2 separate regions of the Mus musculus genome follow, and region 1 is linked to region 2. A link is a loop called in an ENCODE intact Hi-C map of the cell type or tissue named here. Cell type or tissue: heart. All regions are shown on one strand. Each heading gives the region's core, and the rest is flanking DNA. Links, peaks and the distances in the headings are about the cores only. Region 1 holds the start of Cog1 (component of oligomeric golgi complex 1). Region 2 holds the start of Cdc42ep4 (CDC42 effector protein (Rho GTPase binding) 4).

Evidence for each region. Hi-C counts contacts between places; a loop is a spot of excess contacts. Peaks named below come from ENCODE experiments on the same cell type or tissue, not always from the same donor. Only the 100,000 strongest peaks of a DNase experiment are listed, where the experiment ranks them.
Region 1: a loop joins it to region 2, with 10 times the contacts of the local background. A loop is called at or near these places in 4 of 42 quality-filtered maps.

What each region holds. Positions count from the first base shown.
Region 1 is chr11:113,643,130-113,654,465 of GRCm38, forward strand. It overlaps Cog1 (component of oligomeric golgi complex 1), which reads left to right and starts at 6,400. Exons shown (of 14, transcript NM_013581.3): 1 at 6,400-6,746; 2 at 8,716-8,957; 3 at 9,096-9,277; 4 at 9,413-9,583; 5 at 10,775-10,931. The coding sequence starts at 6,432. It also overlaps a transcript of Slc39a11 not described here. In heart, for the core only: a CTCF peak has its summit at 8,927 (motif pointing right); DNase peaks (open chromatin) are centred at 5,162, 6,052 and 6,582; H3K4me3 peaks cover 2,332 bases; H3K27ac peaks cover 2,425 bases.
Region 2 is chr11:113,743,506-113,755,248 of GRCm38, forward strand. Cdc42ep4 (CDC42 effector protein (Rho GTPase binding) 4) reads right to left here and starts at 8,310. Exons shown (of 2, transcript NM_001163346.1): 1 at 8,183-8,310. In heart, for the core only: a CTCF peak has its summit at 7,316; DNase peaks (open chromatin) are centred at 3,696, 7,276, 7,416, 8,266 and 6 weaker places; H3K4me3 peaks cover 4,697 bases; H3K27ac peaks cover 5,801 bases.

The sequences.
Region 1 (11,336 bases), core at 3,337-11,336, 100 kb before region 2:
GGAGGAGAAGGAAGGAGGAAGGGGGAAAAGGAGGAGGAGGAAGGAGAAGAAAGGAGGAAGGAGAAAAGGAAGGAGGAGGAAGCACGAAAGAGGAGGAAGGAAGAGGAGAAAGGAGGAGGAGGAGGAGGAGGAGAAAGGAGAAGACTGGGCTTTGAAGGTCATTGCCGTTGCCTCTGACCAAATGAAAGGATGTTCTGGCTTTGTGCAGTAGATACTCAAGGCCTTAACCATTCAAAGAGATGAACAGAGAGGATCTGGCTGGCTTTTGCAGCAAGGAGCAGGAACTAAAGGGGAACAGAGTAGAAACTGGAGGAATTGCAGGGTAACTCTGGCTCCACTGAGACGCTGGTGAGTTGATTCACTGTGGTAAAAGCAGAGATGAGAAAGAACGGGTCCATGAGCCAGGGCTGGAGAGTGAACACTGGCTCTCTGCTTGGTTTGGTTCATAGGCCCTACTGACTGGAACATGGCCACTCCCAGGCAAGCATCTACTGCCTATTGCTAGTTTTACGTGGCTGTGGCTTTGACTGTGGCTATGCCACAGAGACCATGGGAGCTGCTAAGCCTTTAGCTCGATCCCTAGCACCACGTGAAACGGGTCTGTTGTGCGTGCCTATAATCCCATTGCACTAGAAGTAGAGGCAGGAGGATCCAAAGTTCAAGGTCATCCTTGGCTAGGTAGTAAGTTTGTGGCCAGCCTGGACTCCACAAGATCCTATCTCCAAAAAAACCACGACAACTTGCTAGATTTAGAGGTAGGACTCTGAGGCCATTCACAGAAAGACACGCTGGGGTGGAAAGGTGCAAGAGGACAAGCCAAAGTCAGACCCAAATAAATGTTCCCCGCAGCATCCAGCACACCGCCAGCCCACACGGCAGGAGCATGCGCAGCCAACACAAATGGAGGACCGCAGACCCAGGGAGCCCAGACATGCGGGTTCCTTCACCAGAGATGCTTGCCTAGCTGTTAGTGGAAGGTAATCTCTCAAGTATCTGCAAACAGCCAAGTCAGTTGCCAGGCCCTTCTACCACAAATGCCACCTCCAGCAGACACAGGCTGATAAATGCTGCCATAAAGATAAGAAGTCAAGATAGCGAGCATTAATCTCACTGGCATCTCCGACCAAGAGTAAACACCAAACATCTGAATTCCACTGGGCATGTGCATAGAATCCAGCCTTCTGTGCACCCAACATGGCTTCCACTGACACTCTCTCTCCTCTGCTTCCTCAACACCACCTCCCTCCACCCCCTTTTCTCCTTCTTTCTTGCTTCCTCCTTTAGCCAGAGCTAAATTTCTGCTTTCCATTTCAAGTGAGTATCTCTCTCTCTTCCTATCTTCTGTCTGAGCATGCACAAGAATGTGACTACCATTCCCTCCAACAGAAGGAATGGGAGGCACAAAGCTGACAGCCCTTTCAGGTCTATGTATGCATGCGGGAACACAGCCATCTCATATCTAGGAGGAGTTTGGTATGGGATGGTGCAGGGTCTGGATGAGATCACTCTCTAGCACACAGATTCCTACATGCCTTTTCCTGTGCATCCTTTATGTAGACACCTTGGCACTATATAACCTAAATGCATGGCATATTTCCAAAGTATCAGCTTTGAATGAGAGCCAAAGACATGGGACCATTTCCCAGGCCCCTGGTCACAGACTGCCCCAAGGAGGAGACATAGTATCTATTAAAATCTGTCAAAAACCTGTGACTGTAACAAAATACCAGAGGCAAACAACTTATAAAGAGAAAAGGGCTACTTTTCATCCAGTTTGAGTGATTGGTTGAACCTATTGCTTTGGGCCTGAAGTGAGGTAGCACATCACAGTGGGAGCACATCACAGTGGGAACACGTCACAGTGGGAGCATGTAGCAGAAAAGGGCATGTACCTTATGGCCCGAAGGTAAAGATCAAGCAAGGAGGGGGCAAAGATCTCACTGTTCTCTTCAAGGGAATGCTCTCAGTGACCTAAGAGCTCACATTAGACCCTACATCCCAGAAGTACCCTAGGGACAAAACCTCTTCTCTGGGGGGACTTGAGGGGGACACTCAATGTCCAAAGTAGAGCAAGATTCTTCTCTTTTAAGGATTATTCTGGCTAGTTTCCCATATTTGTATTAAAAAGTAAGGACAAGGAGCCAGAGAGTTGGCTCAGCCATTATAAGCACTGACTGCTCTTTCAGGACACCTGGATTCTGTTCTTAGCATCCTATGGTGGCTCCCAACTCTCTGTATGCAACTCTCAGAGGTTCTGACACCCTCTTCTGGCCTCCGTGAGCACTGCATGCATATAGTGCACAGACATACACGCGGATGAAACACCCACATGCATAAAATAAAAATAATTTGATTTTTTTTAAGTAAGGAAGAGCCAAGCAAGGTGGCACTCACCTATGACCCCCAAGCATTCAAGAGGCTGAGACAAGAGAGTCTTATGCTCAAGGTCAACCTAGAACTATACAAGGAAACCCTGTCCCCTCCTCCACACACCCAAACTACAAAAACAGAAACACAAGCATGCCCTCTCACACCTGCAACCCTAGCACTCCCGAGGCTAAAGCAGGAGTATTGTAATGGACCAGCTCTGGCAACGTGCTGAGCTGCAGGCCAGCCTGAGGAGAGGAACAAAACAAGCTGAAGAGAAGTCTTTCCCTTCAGTGTCCCCAGTGAGGCAAGGGTACACACGGACATGCCTAAAGAAAAACACAGTATATCCCCAGCTTGAAGAGACAGCCCCCCTCTAGTGTCCTGATACTTGCCCAGCGGGTATGGCTATGCCGTGCCTCCCCAGTCTGTCAGTGCAACTGCAGTGATCTCAGCTCAGGTGGAATGAAGGAAAAACTGTGGGGACCATGTGAACGCTGGTCCGCTGGGTCATCTTAACGTTCTGCAATCTTTCTTTAAAGCTAATCAGGAGACTCCAGTAAAAGATAAGGACTTCTAGAGCTGAGCTAACCCACAAGTCTCTGAAGACGAGTGTCCCTGTTTGTTCTTCTGTTGCTCAGATCAAACATCCTGGCCACAAACAACTTGGGAAATTATTTCATCGTACCGAGAGAGAATCTCTTGTTGTCTGTGGGAAGCATTACCTATCAATAAAAAGCCCATGGCCTATTAGCCATGGCAGGAAATAGGAGGTGGGAGTTCTGGTAGGGAGAGAGGAACTCTGGGATAGAGTCAGGTTTGGGAAGAGATTTGCCCCCAACTCTGAGAAGACAGACACATGAAACTGAGGAAAGGTAACTAGCCATGTGGCACTCATAGAAAAGAATAAAGGGATTAATTAGTGACAATCTATTAGAAGAATTGTGGCCTAGGCATTTATTCATAAGTAGCAAATGTCAGAGTCATTATTTCGGGAATGTGGGCATGAGTGGGAAAGCCCGTGGTGACAACCTTTCACTTCTGGATCACAGTCCGTCACAGAGGGCAGTCAGGACAGGAACAGAAGGCCGGAACCTGGAGCAGAGACCATGGAAGAACATTGCTTACTGGCTTGCTTACCTCTCTTATAGCACCCGAGTCCACATGCCCAGGAGCAGCAAGACTCAGTGGGCTAGGCCTTTGTACATCAATTAGCAATCTTACAAAGTGCCTCATGGACACACCCACAAGCCAATCTGAGCAAGGCCATTCATCATTTGAGCATCACTCTTCTCAGGTGACTCTAGGTCCAGCTGGCAGCTGACACCCTGACAACAGGCCTCACCATCGACAGGCTTGGTGACCTCACCTAGGTTACTCAGTTCGATGGAACCTTAGCTGTCTGTAACGCCGCCTCTGCGTGGGATCCTTGTGAGAAGCAGAGAGGAAAGATGCAAAGGGCCAGTGATGCTCTAAATGACAGCTAGGGTTATGGAGGAATGCCTCTTTGATTTCAAGAGCTACAACTTAAAGGTTGAAGCTAGAAGGATGAAGGACTGATACTAGAACTCAGACTGAAGGGGCTGGAGAGATGGCCCAGCGGTTAAGAGTGCTGGCTGCTCTTACAGAGGACTGGAATTTGGTTTCTTGCTCAGTCTCCCGTGACTTCAGCTCCAGGGGATCTGAACTCTTTTTTGGTCTCTGTAGGCACCGCACAAACATGCCCAGACACACAAACGCACACTCATAAATAAAGTAATAATAAATTAAATTAAATCAAAGCTTCACTCGACACATACTTACACCTGGTCATAAACTACACTAAATGACAGCAGCACCCCTGAGCTTAAGCAATGTCTGTCCCCAACATCCTGGCACAGTGACTCCTCTAGCTGCTTGGGCTGAGCTCTTGGCCCAGTTGCTGGTTTGGATAGTTCTGGCTGATAGGCAGACAGCATCAGGAAAGGAGGGGGCTGCTCTCTGGGTGCAGAAGTAAAACCTGGAGCCTTAGAGAGCAGAGCCAAGGACACATCTCCCAAAGGCCTGGGGAGCTTTCCCAGTGCCCAGGCTGAGAAGACATCTGGAAACAGCCCCGAGCAGCAGTTCTTCTGCAGGCAGAGAGGCAACCGTAGCATCTTCAGGCAGGTCTGATGAACTCAGCCAAGGAAACAGCACAAAAGACGGAAAAGCAAATGCCGGTCTCAAAACACATTGGGCAGAGTGGCCTTTGCCAAAGCCATCATACAAGAAGCCCCTAGTCCCACATGGAACTGATCATAGCCTATCGTGTTCCCCTCAGTGTAGGAAAGGTGTTAGCTTACTAACTCTTGGGGAACTGGAAGCTTGAGGAATAAGTGTTAGGCTCCCAGGGCAAGCTACAGACCACGGTTCTGATTTTCAGAGAAAATGGATGTATTGATAACACAGTGAGCTGCTGGGCAGGATGTGCAACTAAGCTGAAGAGACAGGAGCAAAGAGAGGGCGAACATTCCTAATCCAAGGTATACCACAGGGTGATCCAACCTGCAGATACCCATCACCAGCGCTGGCACCTGAAACTACAGCTGCAGCCACTGTCCCTGCCAGTCCTGCACACTAGGTGTTGTGGGTGAGACCTAGCCTCTACAAGGCTGAAATCCCTGCACCAGGGCATCGCTGCCTTCAAAGGCCCAAGAAGGTCTTGTGGACCAGTCCCAGGCCCCAGGCTGGCACAGTAGGTGCAAGAAGTCCTGGGGAAAGTTTCTGCCTGACAGAGAAGCGCTTCCAAACACGGAAGACAGATTCTGCAGGCTCAGAAGCAAAACAGCACCAAAGCAGCCGGTAGCGCGGGACTATAGAAAGGACTGCACGTCACCGCTGCGCCACCAGGGGGCGCGCTGTGCTGGGGGAACTCTGACGCGTAGGCGGTATCTCAAGCCAAGTGGCTTGAGTTCTGAGTTAACCCCCTTCCCCGAGGTAAGTAAAATTCCCTGGGCTTCAGTTGTGCATAGAGCAGGGACTCTTCTTGCTGGAATGTCGTAAGTAAACCCCCTTATTTAGATATCAATCTATTGCTGTGACATTTGCCTCGAAGTAGTGGCAGTGGTGAACGGGAGAGAAAACCCAGAGGCTGTCTGTGGTACAGGGCTGCTGAACACACAATACTGTTTTCTCTGTGTTAACATAGGAAAGAATTCTTCAGCAAACTTTTCCAAAACGAAGGGCCCTGAACGGACTTATGAACAGCAAGCCAGAACGTCCAGGTTTTCTTACTGGGTCAATCTCAGGATGTCCAATCCTCTGGCATCATGGACTCCCCATCGTTCTCCACCACAGGAGGCCTGTAACAGGGAAACCCATTTTGTGGCCACTAAACAATATTTAAATAAAATAGAAGACCCAGGTAACAAGGTGGACCACAGCCGTCACTCAGATCTCCAGCTGCCAAGTCCTAAGGGAAGAGTCCCAAGGCCCAGTCCTGGTTGCTGTGATGGTCTATCGAAGGCAAAAGCGTGCATGCATGTAAGACCGACAGCAACACGACCATACGTGCATCTTTACCATAATGAACCCCACGGTGAAGCTCTTCCCTCCCCAGGAAAGGGTTTGGGTGCGACGCAAGGGGCTCCGGGCCACTAAGACTTTGACCACCAAGTACAACCTTAACTATTTCGCTTCTCTAAGGAAACGAGCGCTCAGGGTAGGCGAGATGGCACAGCAGGCAAAGGCGATTGCCGCCAAAGCCGATAAAATTCCATCTAAAATTCTATACTGAGATCCTCATGGCAGGAGTGAGCCTCCTGCAACTTATGACCTCCGCGCGCATCTGTTTCTGTCGCACGTACTCCACCTACATAGGGTGAGAATGGGGAGGAAGAGGGAAGGAAGGAAGAGTGAAGGAGAGAGAAGGGAGATTGTAACAGTAAAAAATAAGCTCTGGAGAGCAGCACTGCCACCGAGGCTCAGTCCCTGGGACCACCGAGGCTCCCGACCTGGCGGAAGCACTTCCGCCCCCATCCATGATGGCGGGAGGGCGGGGCGGGGCTGGCAGGCGGAAGCGGCCGGCGGATCCCTGGCTTAGCACCATGGCGGCCGCGACCGCCTCCTCCGCGCTCAAGCGGCTGGATCTGCGCGATCCCAACGCGCTCTTCGAGACTCATGGAGCGGAGGAGATCCGCGGGCTGGAGCGCCAGGTCCGAGCCGAGATCGAACACAAGAAGGAGGAGCTGCGGCAGATGGTGGGCGAGCGGTACCGCGACCTGATCGAGGCGGCGGACACCATCGGCCAGATGCGCCGCTGCGCCGAGGGCCTGGTGGACGCCGTGCAGGCCACCGATCAATACTGCGCCCGCCTCCGCCAGGCCGGCTCCGTGGCGCCCCGGGTCCCACGGGCCCCGCAGGTCAGTCCGGGATCCGAACCCGCCACGTCCCTCCGCCCCCGCCGCCCGGCGGACCCCACCCCTCACCTTCCGCCGGAGGAGCCCGCCCCTCGCCGCCGCGGGCTACCGGGAGGCGTCTGCGGGCCTTCCTCGGGACGCTGGTCCGCTGCCGAAAAGCCAGCCGGCCTTTTGCTCCGGGAGCCTTCCCGGACTTCCGGACGATTCCCTCGCCTCCCGTGGGTTCGCTGCGCTCTCCTTCCCTTTTAACTGAAAACGCCAGGGGTCTCTCGACTGTCAGATCTCTCCCGTTAGCTCACACCTTCCTGTCAAAGTCATTCATTCATTCCCCATCCCACCCTGAGCCCGACCGAGCCTGGAGAATTGGGGGAGGGTAGCCTCAGCCGTCAGACCCTCCCCCTTTTAATAGGTGAGCAGTTTCATTTCAGGCTGGTTTAAAAAACTCAGGGTATCCTGATGTCCTCCCATGAAACGTTTAAGACCCGATGCGGATCGAATTCTGACATTGGGTGTTGGCTTAGGAATGAGCAGAGGGCGCCGAGGGTAAATAGTTTTTAACCTAGGAGAACTTACTGTAACAGAAGAAGAAATTACAAAAGCACACTAGCCCACATGTGGAGCCAGCTTTCTTGCGCTACTTAGGTGTCAGAAAATCCAAGCCAAAAAAACTAGGGCAGTATAATGAACGTGGGCAAAGAAGGTTGGAACTTTGTCAGCCTGTCACTCCCTAAGCTACACATTAAGTACAGCCCCCTTCCCAAATGGACAGACTTAGCTGGCTAGCTTCAACTATGTAAGCCCAGTCTTAGAAATGGATTGATTTTCATGGTTATGGCTGGTGCATTTCTGGGGGAATGCCCTCTCCGTTCAAATCATAAACAGGAGCCTCCCAAGATGTTCTTGAAGTTTACATTCTAATTAAAGAAAGAAATTCTTGGGAAATTGAATTTTTAAAATATGAATAATTTAGAATGGCAGTAGAAAATAGTTTAGCATAAAGGTGATTAATCGCCACATGTCCATTTAATGTAATAGTTCGGAAGGAAGGAGTGAGTTAGGTGTGGCTCCTCCCCAGTAAGGACAACTGAGATTTGGAACATTGACGTCTCTGGCCAGCTATGCTGCTGTAACAAAAGATTTAACACTGGATAGTTCATAAAGAGTAGACATTCATTTTCCCTCAGGAATAGGCCTGGGAAGTCCGAGATCAAACTGTTAGCATCTGACGTCCGTTGCAGGCCTGCTTGCCTCCCATAGCAGATGGGGAGGAACACAAAAGAGCCAGAGTTAGTTCCCCTCCTTTACCGGCACCCCACACACCACTACTGAAGACGGACTCGAGGTGAGAGGGCAGATGAGAGGCCTGAAGTCTCAGCCAGATGAAGATCTGGTGCAGGGGTGGTAAAGAACAGTCAACGAGAAATGTTTGGTGACCTTAAAGAGAAAGGAGAGGAAGGAGGAAGCTTGTAGGAAGTCTCCCTTCCACCCACCGATAACCAGATGGCGAGATGCCCCGCCCTCCTACCAATAACCAGATGGCGAGATGCCCCGCCCTCCTACCAATAACCAGATGGTGAGATGCCCCGCCCTCCTACCAATAACCAGATGGCGAGATGCCCCGCCCTCCTACCAATAACCAGATGGTGAGATGCCATTTGGTCGGACATAAGTGCCCTGCAAGCTGAGTGGTACTGAGTGTGGCTTTATGAAAACGTCAGATTTTGTTTTCGTTTTAAAGACAGGGTTTCTCTGTGCTGTCCTGGCTAGCCTGGAACTCACTATGTTGACCAGGCTGGTGTCTAACTCACAAGAGATCCGCCCACCACTGCCCCTTGGGTGCTGGGATCAAAGGTGTGCGATACCACACACGGAAAAGCTTGAGATCTTAAAGCATTCCCCAGCTTCTCCCCCAGGCCTGTGTAAACGGAGCTGTGCTTTTTATTTGCTCTTCTGACGGTCTACTGCCCTTCAGCCACAGCCGCCGTCCGAGAAGTTCTACAGCATGGCCGCCCAGATTAAGCTGCTGCTGGAGATCCCGGAGAAGATCTGGAGCGCCATGGAAGCCTCGCAGCACCTCCAGGCCACACAGCTCTACCTGCTCTGCTGCCACCTGCATAGCCTGCTGCAGCTGGACTCCTCTAACTCCAGATACAGCCCCATCCTCTCGAGATTTCCAATCCTCATCCGCCAGGTGGCAGCAGCCAGCCACTTCCGGTGAGTTTGGTAGCCCCCACCCTAGCTCACTGAGCCCCTACAAGTGTCACAGGGGTCTGTCCGTTTTTCTCCTTATACACTGAGCCACTTCACCCCAGATGTTAGCTACTCCATGTTGATCTTTGTGAGTCTTTCTAGGTCAACTATTTTGCACGAAAGCAAGATGCTGCTCAAATGCCAGGCTGTGTCGGACCAGGCTGTGGCCGAAGCCCTCTGCTCCATAATGCTCTTGGAGGAGAGCTCTCCGCGCCAAGCCCTCACAGACTTCCTGCTGGCCAGAAAGGCGACTATTCAGACGCTCCTGAACCAGTCTCATCACGGTGGGTGTGTTTCTCTCTAAAATGGGATTCCTCTACAGGGAATGGAGCAGTGTGTACCAGGGGAGCCTGAGGCAGCGTTCCGTGCTCATCCTTGCTAAAGGGAACTGGTTACAAGAGGGTGCGTTCTTCTTACAGGTGCTGGCATCAAGGCCCAGATTTGCTCTTTGGTGGAGCTGCTGGCTACCACTCTGAACCAGGCACATGCCCTTTTCTACACCCTACCAGAAGGCGTGCTGCCCGACCCATCCCTGCCCTGTGGCTTGCTCTTTTCTACCCTGGAGACAGTCACAAGGCAGCATCCCACTGGTGAGCTTATAACCTTTACCCTCATTCATTCACCCGATCTGCCATTTCCTAGCTCCTGCACCATGCTCTGGCAATAAACCAGTGAACCGGAAAGATTCAGGCCCCTGCTCTGTGCATAGCACAGCTTAGCTGGAAAGGGGGCTGAACCTTCAGAGGTGCATGCGGGGTTTCTATTTGATGTCAGCAGTAGTCATTGCTGGAAATGCACAGTACCAGTTGCTTAGGAACACTGGAAGGCTCTCCCTAAGCCAAGGATGTATCAGTGAGCAAAGACTCAGACTCCTATAATGGTAGGGCTGCAGGGTCAGGTGGAACCGTCAGCAGAGTCAGCAAAGGAAACAGCTCAAGGTAGAAGGAGGGAGTACAGGGCCCTTACTACCAGGGGCTCATCTCTTTCCTTTGTTTTGAGACACGCACACAGCCCACCACCACCCTCCCAACCCCAGGCTGGGATGTACTGATTTATAGCTTTTGTGAAAGGTGAATGCTGACTGGCCTGCCCTGGCATAGAAAACAGACACACAAACTCTGAGTGGCCTCTTCCAGAGTACAGTGAAAGGCACTGCTCAGGAAGCCCTGCCCAGGCCTGCAGGGTGACCAAGAGACTCGGCAGGCAGGATAGGTGGTCAGTGCTTGTTCCCTTAGGTCTTCAAGTGACCTAGGATGCTAAGAGGAGAGGGAAATGGATAGCCTACACTTTTCTTTGGCAACTTAAGCTCTGTTATTAAAATGTCGATGACTGGTGGGCACAGTGGCATGGACCTAGCTACTCAGAAGTCTGAAGCAAGAGGACCACTGGGGCTCAGGCTTAGAGACCAGCCTAAGTGACATGGCAGGACCCCACCTCAAACACACCCCGCAACACGCACACACACAAAGATTGCACAGTACTCCTTCTTCCCTCCCTCTCTCCTTCCCTCCCTCCCTTCCTGTTTGCCCTCCATTCTTTCCTCCTGGCCTGTCCTGTTCTTAACCAGCAGAATGGCAGAGTGTGGGGAGGCTGCTGTGCACAGGGACTGGCGTGCCCTGTACTTCCTTTAGCTAACCTTTTTCCGATTTGACCCACCTTCCCAAGGGTGGATGGGGGTGGGTGACATATCTAGGTTTTTGGAAATTCCCTCATGGATTTGTAATTCTCAGAATGCTGTTCAAAGCCCAGCCCGGATTCTTCTCACTTGGCCTTTTCTCTAGGAAAGGGCATCGGTGCCCTCCAAGGGGAGATGAAGCTATGCAGCTGGTTCAGACACCTGCCCACCTCCATTATCGAGTTCCAGCCCACACTCCGAACTCTCGCACATCCCATCAGCCAGGAGTACCTGAAAGACACGCTGCAGAAATGGATCGACATGTAAGCAGGCAGAACGCACCCCTGAGGCTTGACCTGCACGCAGCCTTCGAAGTGACCACACCCAGGAGGCATAAGCTGGTTCCCAGTCATGGGGTAATGTGCCACATGCCCGCCACCCACTCAGGGCACACTGCTACCTGTGGACCCTTAGTGCCTACAGTGGGAGAATCGGGAAGCTGTTTTTACCGTGGGCTAGACAGAAGGTTTAGCAGTTAAAGAGCACTTGCTGTTCTCCCAGAAGACTTGGGCTCAGTTCCCAGAGTCCGTATCAGGCAGCTCACATCCACCTACCTAACACCGACTCCAGGGGAGCTGTTAACATCTGACCTCTGAGGGCACCTCCATTCGTGTATGTCCACTTGGAGTACATGGGTGTGGGCGCGCGCGCGTGCGCTCGCGCACACA
Region 2 (11,743 bases), core at 2,523-10,522:
GCAGATCTGGAGTCTCACCAGGCAGAGCAGCTTTGGAGCATCCAGTGGTGAGAGCCCAAGTGCCTGTCTTCCCCCTGAATTCATCCTGGCTGCTCTCATCTACGGACTCTTCCATGTGTGTCTCAGAATGAGGAAGGCTGGGCACACTATACACTGCTCATCCTGGCCCTTGGAAAGCTGAGGCAGAAGGATTCCAAGTGCCAGTCCAGCTTGGGCTGCAAAACAAGAGTCTACCTCAGAAGCCTAGAGAGAAGGGGAGAGACAATCCTGTCCTATCTGCAACAACTGTCCTTACTGAACGGGACACTACAGCAGACATGAAGAACATTGGTTTCTGCCTGGCACCCACAGTGACATCCTAAACCTAGTTACCCATAGGGCTGCCACCAGCCAGGAGGGGCCACTAAGTCCTCACGTTGTGGCTAGTGAGAATTGGGAAACATTTTCTTTTTCCTAATTCAAGTATTTTAAATTTTAAATAGGATGTTTGGTTCCTTTACAGGAAAACTTCAGAGTGTTGGGAAAACCTGTGTGAATCAGTGTATGACTGTAAAATTTTTTGCAATCCAAACACTGATCAAATATTTATAAAGTTTGGTATCCAGACTGTAGTGTACTATTTAGTGTGAGACACATGATAGATGTTGAAGCTTTTGTATCTTAAAGGACAATATAAAGTACACCATAGGTAATTTCTGTACATTTACTTATGAACTTATTTGAGATGGGGCCTTACTAGGTAGCTGTGCTGTCCTGAAACACACTATGTAGACCAGGCTGGCCTTGAACTCACCAGAGGTTAACCTGCCTCTGCCTGCCAAGTGCTAGGATTAAAGGGGGCATATGTCTCTCCATTTTGTCCACTTCTCTTTTATTTGTGTGTGTGTTTGTGTGTCTGTGTCTGTGAGTGTCTGTGATCAGTGTGTATGTCTGTCTGTATATGTGTGTGTGGATTGTATACGTGCCTATGTGTGTGTCTGTGTGTGAGAGTGTGTGTGTCTGTGTGCATGTATGTATGTGTGTGTGTGTCTTGTGTATGTGTCTATGTGTGTGTCGTTTCTGAGAGTGTGTGTATCTGTGTCTGCATGTGTTTGTGTGTGTATGTATGTGTCTTGTGTATGTGTCTATGTTTGTGTGTGCATTTGTGTGCACCCACTCGTGCACACATGCCAACAGAGACACAGAAGAGGGAGTTAGATTCCCCTGAAGTTAAAGTTACAGGCATTTGTAAACTGCCCTGCATAGGTGCTAGCAATCAACCCAAGGTCCTCTGAAAAAGTAGCAAGTATTCCTAACTGCTGAGCCATTTCCCAGACCCTCCACTGAAAAACTTCAACAACTATGTGGGAATGGCAATATTTTGGACGTGCAGCGTTAATATGAAAATTTACCTTTTTAAAAAAAATATGACTATTAGAAAAGTTAACATTAGGGGGCTGGTGAGATGGCTCAGTGGGTAAGAGCACCCGACTGCTCTTCTGAAGGTCCGGAGTTCAAATCCCAGCAACCACATGGTGGCTCACAACCATCCATAATGTGATCTGACTCCCTCTTCTGGAGTGTCTGAAGACAGCTACAGTGTACTTACATAAAATAAATAAATAAATAAATCTGTTTGTTAAAAAAAAAAGAAAAGTTAACATTAAACTGGGCAACGGTGATGCACACCTTTAATTTGAGCACTCACTCAGCACTGTGAGCTGGAGGCCAGCCTGGTCTACAGAGTAAGTTTCAGGACTATACAAGAAACCCTGTCTCCAAAAACAAAAAATAAAAAAACCTATAGAAAAGTTAAAGTTATGCGTATGACCAGCCTTCTATCCTTTATTGGGGCAAGCGGTAATCAGACTTGGACATGGAAGCCTGGGCTGTATACATGCTAATAAGCCTGTGTCCTAGCACACAGCTGCCCTCAGCTCCCAGCATTATGCTATTAACAGCACTGCTCTATGGCTACTGTCATCAACTGTCACATTCTCTAGTGGACTCACAGACAGTCTCCATTATCTCCAATATACAGAGATTCCTCCCTCCACCAGCCTGAGAGGATTGGCATTATTGATTGGTGTGCGTGCTACCACGCCCCCACTCAAATTTGCAATCCTTAACAGTGTATAAAACTATACGATTCCAATGCCTGAACCAAGCTAACAAGTGGGGAAACACAGTGTGTCTCAGCAATCAACCCCTTAGTTGGTAAAGAGGGAATGCAGTCGACTTTGGAATCAGGAGTGGTCTGGAGAGACGTCTACCAAAGTTAGTCCTGATCAATTGGCATCTAGGATTTGAGATGCTCCCTAGCCTCAGGCAGAGGGCCAGACCCTGCACCAGGTGGTCCTCTCCCCAGGCCACAGGTCAGAAGTATGGAGCAGAGCAGACACTCCAGGTCCTAGATGCTATATGTTCTGGCTAAATGGCGTTTAGTACTGAAGGTTCTCGTGCTGCGTGTCTGACAGCTTTTATCTTGGGTCCTTTTCCCAACAATATCAAATACCACAGATCAACACTGTCATCTCCATCTTGAAGATGAGAAAGCAGGGCAGGGTTTAGAGAGCCCATGAGTCACCAAGGTCACACAGCTCCTAAGGACAGAGCTGAGAGAAGAATCCAGAGAAATGTGATGCTGAACTCTCAGGGTTTCCACTCTACAAGCACATCGGAGGTGGGAGGGGTCTCATCAAGCCTCGAAGGGGTGATGAGGGAGGGCTACAAGGACCAAACACCCACAGGAAGCCCACTGCTTCACAGACTGTGTTCGTCTTAAAGATTTCCCCAAGACCCATGAGATGGCTCACATCTGTAAAGGCACTTGTCACCAAGCTTGAAGGCCTGAGCTCAGCATGCCGAACCACATGGTGAAAGGAGAGAATGGAGCACACAAGGGTGTCTTCTGACCTTACTGTGACCAGTGTGCACACGTGCGTGCGTGCGTGTGTGTGTGTGTGTGTGTGTGTAAAAGAATTATTTTACCCGGCGTGGTGGCGCATGCCTTTAATCCCAGCACTTGGGAGGCAGAGACAGGCGAATTTCTGAGTTCGAGGCCAGCCTGGTCTACAAAGTGAGTTCCAGGACAGCCAAGGCTATACAGAGAAACCCTGTCTTGAAAAACAAAAACAAAACAAATAAAAACAAACAAATAAAAAGAATTATTTTAAAATATCGCTGGAGCTAGAGAGCGCAGTTAAAGAGTATTTGTTGCTCTTGTGGAGAGGATCAGAGTTCTGTTCCCAGCATGCACACGGAGGCTCACAACTGTCTCTAACTCCAGTTCCATGGGGCCTGCCTGGCTCCTGCTGAAGGCGTTCACACACATGGTGAACATTCATACATGCAGGCTAGCACTGATATATATATATATATATATATATATATATATATATTTTAAAATCTCCAGTCTGGGCACTCCATTTTCTATCATCCTAGAGAAAATTATTAATTCTAGGAAATAGACGGTGGGGTGGGGGGATGGGAGCCCTTGAGCTGGAAATTACCTCAATCTCACCCAGCATCCATCTCTACCCTCAGTCCAGAACCCTCTGGCTCGAACCAGGGGAAGGAAGCCAGCAGGAGGGTGAAGGGAATGGTTTCCCTTACCATGGCCTGCCCACAAGGGAAGAGAAAGGGGCCAGGGCCTGGGAGAGACCGGAAACGACAATTGACCAAGGAGCCAAGACGAAGAACAACTAATGACCCAAGGACATCCGGCAGCTTCACTTGTTTATAGGACCTTTCCTGGAAACGTGGGCTTCCAGGAGTCAGCCGCCCGACACCAGCCACCACAGGCGATACACAGGCTATAGGAGACGGTGTCTAGCGGAACTAGCGGAACAAGCGGACAAGCGGGGCTTCTGCTCCTGGCCTCACATCAGAAGGAAGCTGCTGCGCCTGCAACCAGATCCATCCGCGAGGCCCTGCTTAGTTCAGTTTCACTTTGCTTCTCCCAGGAACCACTCCTGAGCTGAGAGGCAAACACAAGTGTACTCTGGGGGCTCCAGAGAAAACCCCTAAGTGAGATGGCAGATCTTCCAACCTGGCTTTGCTGGGGACTTGGAATAGAGGGGGTTAAGAGCCAGATCATAATCGGGCTCACCACACTGAGCTTGCTAGCTATCTCTGCCTCAGTTTCCCCATAGCTTTCAAAGCCTTCTACATTAAGGTGAAGATGTAAGCTCACGCTCACACACACACAGACACACAGACACATTCTACAAGGGGTGACACAACTCAACAGATAAAAAGGCAACCCTGAAATGTGCACTCTGCCGGGACCCCACATCTACTGAGCATGCGCAGTGACGCTAATTTCAAACAGGATCCACGGGCAGTCCTGAACATACCTGTACAAACCTAACCCCATAGGCTCTAGGGTGTCGCATGAAGCTGTCCCCTGAAGCCAAGGTACAGAGTCTGTCCTAGCTTAGCACTGCCACCCAGCAGGGGGTCATGAGGCAGCCCTGCCTAGGGCTTCCTTCTCTTTCACCTTTGACCTTTAGTGATATGGGATGGAGAGGGCCAGCTCTTCTCAAACCGAACTTCTGCTCCTTCTGATTTCAGGTCAGTAAGGACCATGAGAAACACTCTCATTCTTCCCCAGGACCAGGGTACGGAAGAGACAAGACTGACAAGACCCTGGGTTCTACCAGCAACAATGCACAGGACCTCAAAGGAGACAGATGTGCCAGACTCCTGGAGAGAGCCGCCTGCTGCGGTGGCTTCCGCAGGTATCATCCACTACCCTGAAAACCAAGGCAGGGGATGGTGACCCAAGCAGCTATGAGGAAACATGCAAGACGTGCAAGGCTCTCTTGCCCTGGCCCTGGGATTAAAGGCAGGGGTGTGCACACATGACACCTTCAAACTGTTTCTACCACAGACCAAAATGGGAGAGCCTACCTCAGCTTGAAAAGGTGAGGTCAAGACCACCAGTCTCTAAAGGAGGCTCCATGGGCCAGCAATGCCCCACCCCCTAGCAGCGCAGTGCCTGGGGTGCAGGGAAGGGCTAGAAAGTGTTCCTCAGCTGGAAGGGAGCCCGAGGCTCCAGGAGGCCCACTGTAAGCTGGGGCTTCACTGGTATCAGGAGTAGGAATGTGGGCTGCTAATGGCTGAACTTTCTCCACCAGGCAAGTCAGGCAGGGCTACTTTTAGCCACTCTGCTGCCCCTCCCTCGGTGACTGTCCCAGGCCCTACACTCAAGGATAGCTGAGCATCATCCCAGAGGCACTTCAGGAGAATTAGCTGGAGTCTGCTGTCAAGGGCCTTCTGCTAAACCACCACTTGAAGTGTGCCCTGGCTCTGGGACTTGGTCCCTTCTCCCAAGGCTGAGGAAGCTTCCGGTCCTTCGGTCAGAAGAGGACCTAACCATAGCTCAGGTCCATGATCAACTGCCAGGGTGAGATTGCTCAACCCCCTCCACTCCCCAGCCTTATCGCTGGCATCAACCCAGCGCCTCTGTTCTTCTGAGGGGCAGAGTCCTCCCTCCCCCGGCAGGGGCAAGCGCCTAAGTGTCTGTGGGGCTGAGACGGTGGCATGGATGTCCCAACCAGAACAGCTGGAGCCGCTCCTCCGCTCCTCCGAGGCCATCCGGGATGCTGACTTGCAGACGCCCCTCCCCTGCCAATTCCATCCAAACTTCAAGGGAAGCAGGAGGCAGGGATAAAGGAAAAGAGGAAGAGAAGGAGACACCAACATCAAACACCATGCCTGCCACAGATGGGCACGGCCTGTCCAGGCCATGGGAAAGCAGTTGCAGTTGCGGAGGGGTGGGGGAGGGGTGGGGGAGGGTGTTGCTGAACCACGAGCGACCCAGGCCTTCCTGGAGAAAGCTCTGAAGGGAGGGTCTAGGATCCCTTTACAGGTCAGCAGGAGACCACCCCTGGGACCACAGCTTTACACAGGGAAACTCTCCCTTTGCTTGCGACTTCCTGCTGGGAAGCTCGGATGGTCAGTTTCAAAAGAAGGCTGGGCGCACACACAGGATCAGAACAAGAACTCGAAAGCAGGCATATGCGAGCCACAAACTGAGGGGGGAAAGGAGGGTTCAAAAGAGAGGGAGACAGGAGCCCCCCCCCCAAAATGGAAGAAGTGCTCAGAGGAACAGCACGAGCATACAGACAGCATGAGCAAAGGGTCCTGCAAACCCCGAGAAGTTACCAGAGGGGCCGAGACACCCCCACATCAATACTGCTTTGGGAGCAGGCTCGCTTTAGCATCCAGCTCCTTAAAGTCCGCGCTAAGATCGATCACCAGGAGCTGAGAAGCTCTCCTCCCGCCCGTATCTCCCAAGGTTCCACTCAGTGGGAAATAGTTAAGGGGCAAAGTCCCTGTTCACAGAGGAGATAAACCACATTAATCAGTAGTCACATACAGGCAGCTGATCAGGGCTGGTAGCACATGGTCCCTCCCACACTCAGCCCTGTATCAGCTCCCTGACATGCATAGTAGCTTCCCGGTCTCTAGTGATGCCCCACTATTGCCAACTGCCCTTGGGCTGCCCAGAGGCCTGGCTCTGCTCCAGCACGTCCCTCCAACCCCACCTCCCCAGTTCTGGGAGAAACCTGTAGCTAAGGTTCCCCATGCTGTGGGCCCTGTTCTTTGTTCTTTAAAATTCACTCCATCCCACTGGTGGTCCCCCCCTCCTCCAGCCAGGCCTCAGAAAGGGGCGGGAGAGGCTGCTGCAGGCGTTACTGGAAACCCAGACAGGGCAAAGAAGTTGCAAGGCAGAGGCCCCCTGCCAGGGGCCTCTCATTGTTTATGCTCCCCAGATCTCGGGTCCAGATGGTTGCTGGGGGTAAGGATGAAAAGTATCCCAACCGCTCCAGCGAGAATGGACAAGAGGTTTCAAAGTAAAGACACCCACAAGGAAGCTTTCCTCATTCAACGGCTCAACTACCTGGGCAAAGAATGGGAGCTGTCGGCCCAGGGAGAGACGTGGGAGCCGGTCAGATTGCAAGAGGTGAGACTGTTGGAGGGTGGGTGAAGGGGGGGGAGGGAGAAGTTCCCAGCCAAGAAGAAAAGAGAAAGCATTGTATTTCCTTTTCATTCTCCCCGGGAGAAAAAGAAAACTTCCGAAGCCCAGGCCGCAGTATTTCATTGGGCAAACACAAGGAACCTGGTTTGAGTTAACAGAGAGGGAGCGCCCCTCCCCCCGCAGGCACACACGCAAGTCCTACGGTCTGTTCCCAGGAAGCTCAACCGCCATCCACCCCGCCAGTCTAGGACACTCACCCACAGCAACCAGGGGTCCCCCAAAGGGGAAAGGCAGCTCCAGCAGACGACGCCACAGACACAGGAGGGCAGATTTGTTCCTCCGGCTGGGGGCGCTCCAGGAATGGGGAGGAGCCAGAGATCAGGATCGCAGCCTTCAACGTCCCAAGCCAGCGGTTAAATCATTAACCAACCGCTACCTACTCGCCCCTGAAAAAGCCTCGAGCCCCATGCTTCGGACGTACCGGGCGCGCGCGCAGGTCCCCCCGCGTAAAGCCTCGTCCCAGGTTTCTAAGGGACCGCCAGCTCGGCCCAGCCCCACCCTGCGCCTCTTGCGGCCTTGGCCTCCAAGTCTTCCAAGGGAGGCGGGCGGGGCGGGAGAAGGAAGGGCTCCGACGGGCGGGGAGTATTTGCTCTTTAGGCTATTGCCTTCCAGCCGGCTCTTGCCCTCCTTTCTCCCCGGCCGGGCGACACCGGGTGGCGCCTAAAGCAGTGTGTGTACACGGGAGAGCACGCGTACACCCCTCTACCACTACCGACGAACTCAGCGGTTATTCATGGAGAAGTCTGTGCGCACACGCCCCCCTCGGGGCGACCGCCGCCGATTGTTGTGTGCCTGCCCACGGCAACACACACCCCATTCCTGCGCGAGGGGGTGGACCTTTAAAACCTGCCCACTCACCCCACCCCGAACAGTCCCCGTGGCCAGATCGGGGCGTACTGGCGACGCTGAGCCCTGTTGTTACCCCCTCCTCCGCAAATGATTTTCTGGGACACGGTATGTGACTCTGGGTCTGGTCCCAGGCATGCCTACCCACGCTGGGCACAGAGGGGTGTGTTTGTGTGCGCGCGCGCCCTGCTCCTAGGTCCTCATCTTCCCCATCCCCGGGTCTTTCTACCTTCTCCACGTCACCAGGGGTCTCGAGCCTACCCAGGCCTCACGCGGCCACTGGGCCACAAACGGATGCTCGTCGCCTACCTCGGTCCCCAGCTCCCCGAGCGCGGACCAGGTGCGGCTGTACGCTCCCCTCGGTGTGCTTGGCGCCTCGGCAAGGCTGGCGACCCATGGCAGCGCCGGCGTTTGTTTCCTCTGGCTCCCGGGGCTCCGAGTGTGCTAGAAGCTAGGACACTCCCCTCCCAGGCTCCTCCCAGCCCTCCCTCCCATTTCCCTCCGCGCTGATGTCACTCCGTCGCAGCAGCCAATGACTGCCACGGAACTCAACTCGGCTGCTTGGCCTCCCAGGTTCAAATCTAAAAGCCTGAGACGCCCCCCACAAGCTCCTAGTAGGGTAGACAGAGCAGGTCTTGCTTTGAGGAGTCGCGCCCCACAGCCCCCAGTGCTCTGCCGCGGAACCGACGTGCGGTCCGCAGAAACAGGAGCACATCCCCTCCCCAGGAACCAAGGGGAAGCTCTCTCTTGGCTCTTCCAGTTTTGAACAATGGTAAGAAAACAACTCCCTCCAGGACGTTACCCACTTCTGGACCACGAGCAGGAGCTTGGGCTCCGTGGATTCCCTCTCCATCTGGAGGGCGGGAGAAGCAGGTCCGCCCGAGTCCAGACCCGGTCTGAGCAGTGGAGGAACTTTTCAGCAAGGTGACCTGGCTTTGATAGCTCTGTCTGGTGATCATGGGCTCTTAAGTACCCTCCCAGGGAACCTCCCGGAATTAAATCCCGCGTGCTTGGGTAGAGGAAGCCCCACCTATGAATGATCATTAAAAGCAATAAAAGCCAGGGGCGAAATAGTCAATAAAGAGGAAACGGAGCCAACCCAAAGTGAAAGTTCCCTAACTACTTAAAGGAAGTGGGGGTGGGGTGGTGTAGGCCTCAGCCTCCTTTTTCCCCAGAGTTGCCTCACGGTCCCTCAGCTCCTTCACTGTCCTCTGGAAACCCTGTCTCTCAGGATCCCACCCCATCCCCGACCTCTCCCCCATCTCCCCGTCTATCCATGAAAACTTCAAACTGTCCATATTGTGTGAAAATCAAACCTAAAAGGTCAGTGTCGCTGGGCAGTGGTGGTGCACGCCTTTAATCCCAGCACTCAGGAGGCAGAGGCAGGCAGATTTCTGAGTTCGAGGCCAGCCTGGTCTACAAAGTGAGTGCCAGGGCTATACAGAGAAACAACCCTGTCTCAAAAAACCAAAAAAAAAAAAAAAAAAAAAAAAAAAAGTTCAGTGTCTGGTCTAGGGGTCCAGTTCCGGCTGCGGAGCACGAGGCTGGTTCAATTCAAGCCCAGCACCACCACCAACCAAAAGAGATGTCAAAATTAGTGAAACTAAAACACGGGGTCCAAAGTAACTTGGGATGGGGATATCCCTGGGGTTCTGACCGTGATTGGGTTACCATGGGGAATTTATACCTCCTCCCCCTACTCTGACTGTCCTTGTATGGGTCCCTCACCTGGAGGTTGTCAAGATGAAAGAGAAATGTGGTTTAGAATAGACAACAGTGTCGGAGTCAGGTCTGTGGGTCAGAGGTAGCTGTAACAGGGCACTAGGGCAAACCAGTAGGAGAGAGTTGTGTTGCCTCTGGCTTTCAACTCTGCCCCTCACTGGCCCACAAGCCTTCCCATCTCTCAAATGGGTACAGCACCTGTTGACATTCCTTCTAGGCTCCACCCCATAGTTACCTGGCAACAGCCAGGTGTGCCAGACTCACTATAAAAGGATCTCTTGCCAGGCAATGTGGTGCACGCCTTTAATGCCAGCACACTGGAGGCAGAGGCAGGCGGATTTCTGAGTTCGAGGCCAGCCTGGTCTACAGAGTGAGTTCCAGGACAGCCAGGGCTACACAGAGAAACCCTGTCTTCAAAAAACACAAACAGGGGGCTGGTGAGATGGCTCAGTGGGTAAGGGCACCCGACTGCTCTTCCGAAGGTCTGAAGTTCAAATCCCAGCAACCACATGGTGGCTCACAACCACCCGTAATGAGATCTGGTGCGCTCTTCTGGTGTATCTGAAGACAACTACAGTGTACTTACATATAGTAAATAAATAAATCTTTAAAAAAAAAAAAAAACACAAACAAAAAAAGGAGTCCTCTCTCGCTCTTCTTACTCCCTCTCTTCCCTCTCTTTCTCCCCCCCCCCATGTTTATGGCCGGCCTCTACTCCTTTACACTCTCTCTCTCTCTCTCTCTCTCTCTCTCTCTCTCTCTCTCTCTCTCCTCTCTTCTCTCTTCTCTCCTCTCTCTGCCTTTCTCTGTCTCTGCTACCCCTTCAACTCCCCTCCCTATGCCCTAAATAAACTTTATTCCATACTATACCATCGTGTGGCTGGTCCCTCAGGGGGAAGGGGTGCCTCAGCATGGGCCCGCAGAGGCACCCCCTTCCCCACACCATACCGCGCCTCCACCAAACATAACCCTGGCTTCTTGTTCTTTTTTATAAAACACAGCATTGGTGCCAAGTGACTCGGATTTAGAAACTGGGATTTCTACAACACAACAGCACCCCTCCCCCCCCCCCCCCGCTTCCCCTACTAGTGCAAACGTTAACCTTCCCCCATGAACTCCCCCAGATGCAGGCTCTCAGTGGCCTTCCCGGATGGTGCCATACCCCAGTGGTTTCCCTCCTGGGCACCCGCCTCCCTGTGCTCCTAGAGAGCCAGGAGTTTTTCATTTGTTCGTTTTAAGCTTTAATTTGATTCATAAGCTTTTTTCTGATTTTCTCAAGAGTCTTCTCCTCTCATTTCATGTTCCATAAATCATTTGGGAATGCCAGCCTACCTCAAGAGCCAGCGATCCATCCGGGTTAAGGGAAGAGGCACCCCACAGGCTCCATCCTCTCAGGTCGCTCTTGTCTGCTTTCCCTTGATCCTAGGTTTGCCTGCCTTGTTTTTGGTCTCTCTGAAATTTCTTCTCTTTTTATTCAAATTTAAACTCCTTCCACAAACATTCGAAGGGGTTCTAGGCTTAGAAGACAAAAATCCCCTGGGTCCCTGCCCTCAGATTGCCCGGTGGAAACTGGTTCCTCTCTGTGGGGGACCTAGACCATCTCTTTTAGAACTCACCAGTGAGAAGAAGACCAAAAGAAACAGCTAATTTCTCCCTGCTGTTTAAAACCCTGGTCTGAGGCAGGCGATCTTTCTCCTAAAACTCCACTGAAGTTAAATTTCACCCCAACAGTGTTTTGTTTTGTTTTGTTTTTTGTTTTAGGCAGGTGCCATCTGTGGCTAGGCATGTGTAAATCAACTAGACTAACTTTGAAGACTTGAATGCCTAGCTGGAAACGTCTGCAAGCGCAAAGTCCCAGAGTTTGGGGAGGGATTTAAGGTCTTAACTGAACCTTTAAGGTGTGACCTGACCTATAATCCTTTAGGCCTGGGCATATGTCTCAGCCTGTCTTTGGAGTTTGAGCATGCGTGATACCTGCAGCTGTGTGGGCCTGTCCCTCCGAAGCCCGCCCCCGAGCCCCAGGCATACCTCTTGGTGTTAACAACGAGACATTAGTTCACCTTCCGCTGCTGCAGCTTTAAATGGATTGGCTAATCCCATTCCTTACAGAGAAGCTGGAAATCACACTCGGTCTTCTCTGGTGTTTAC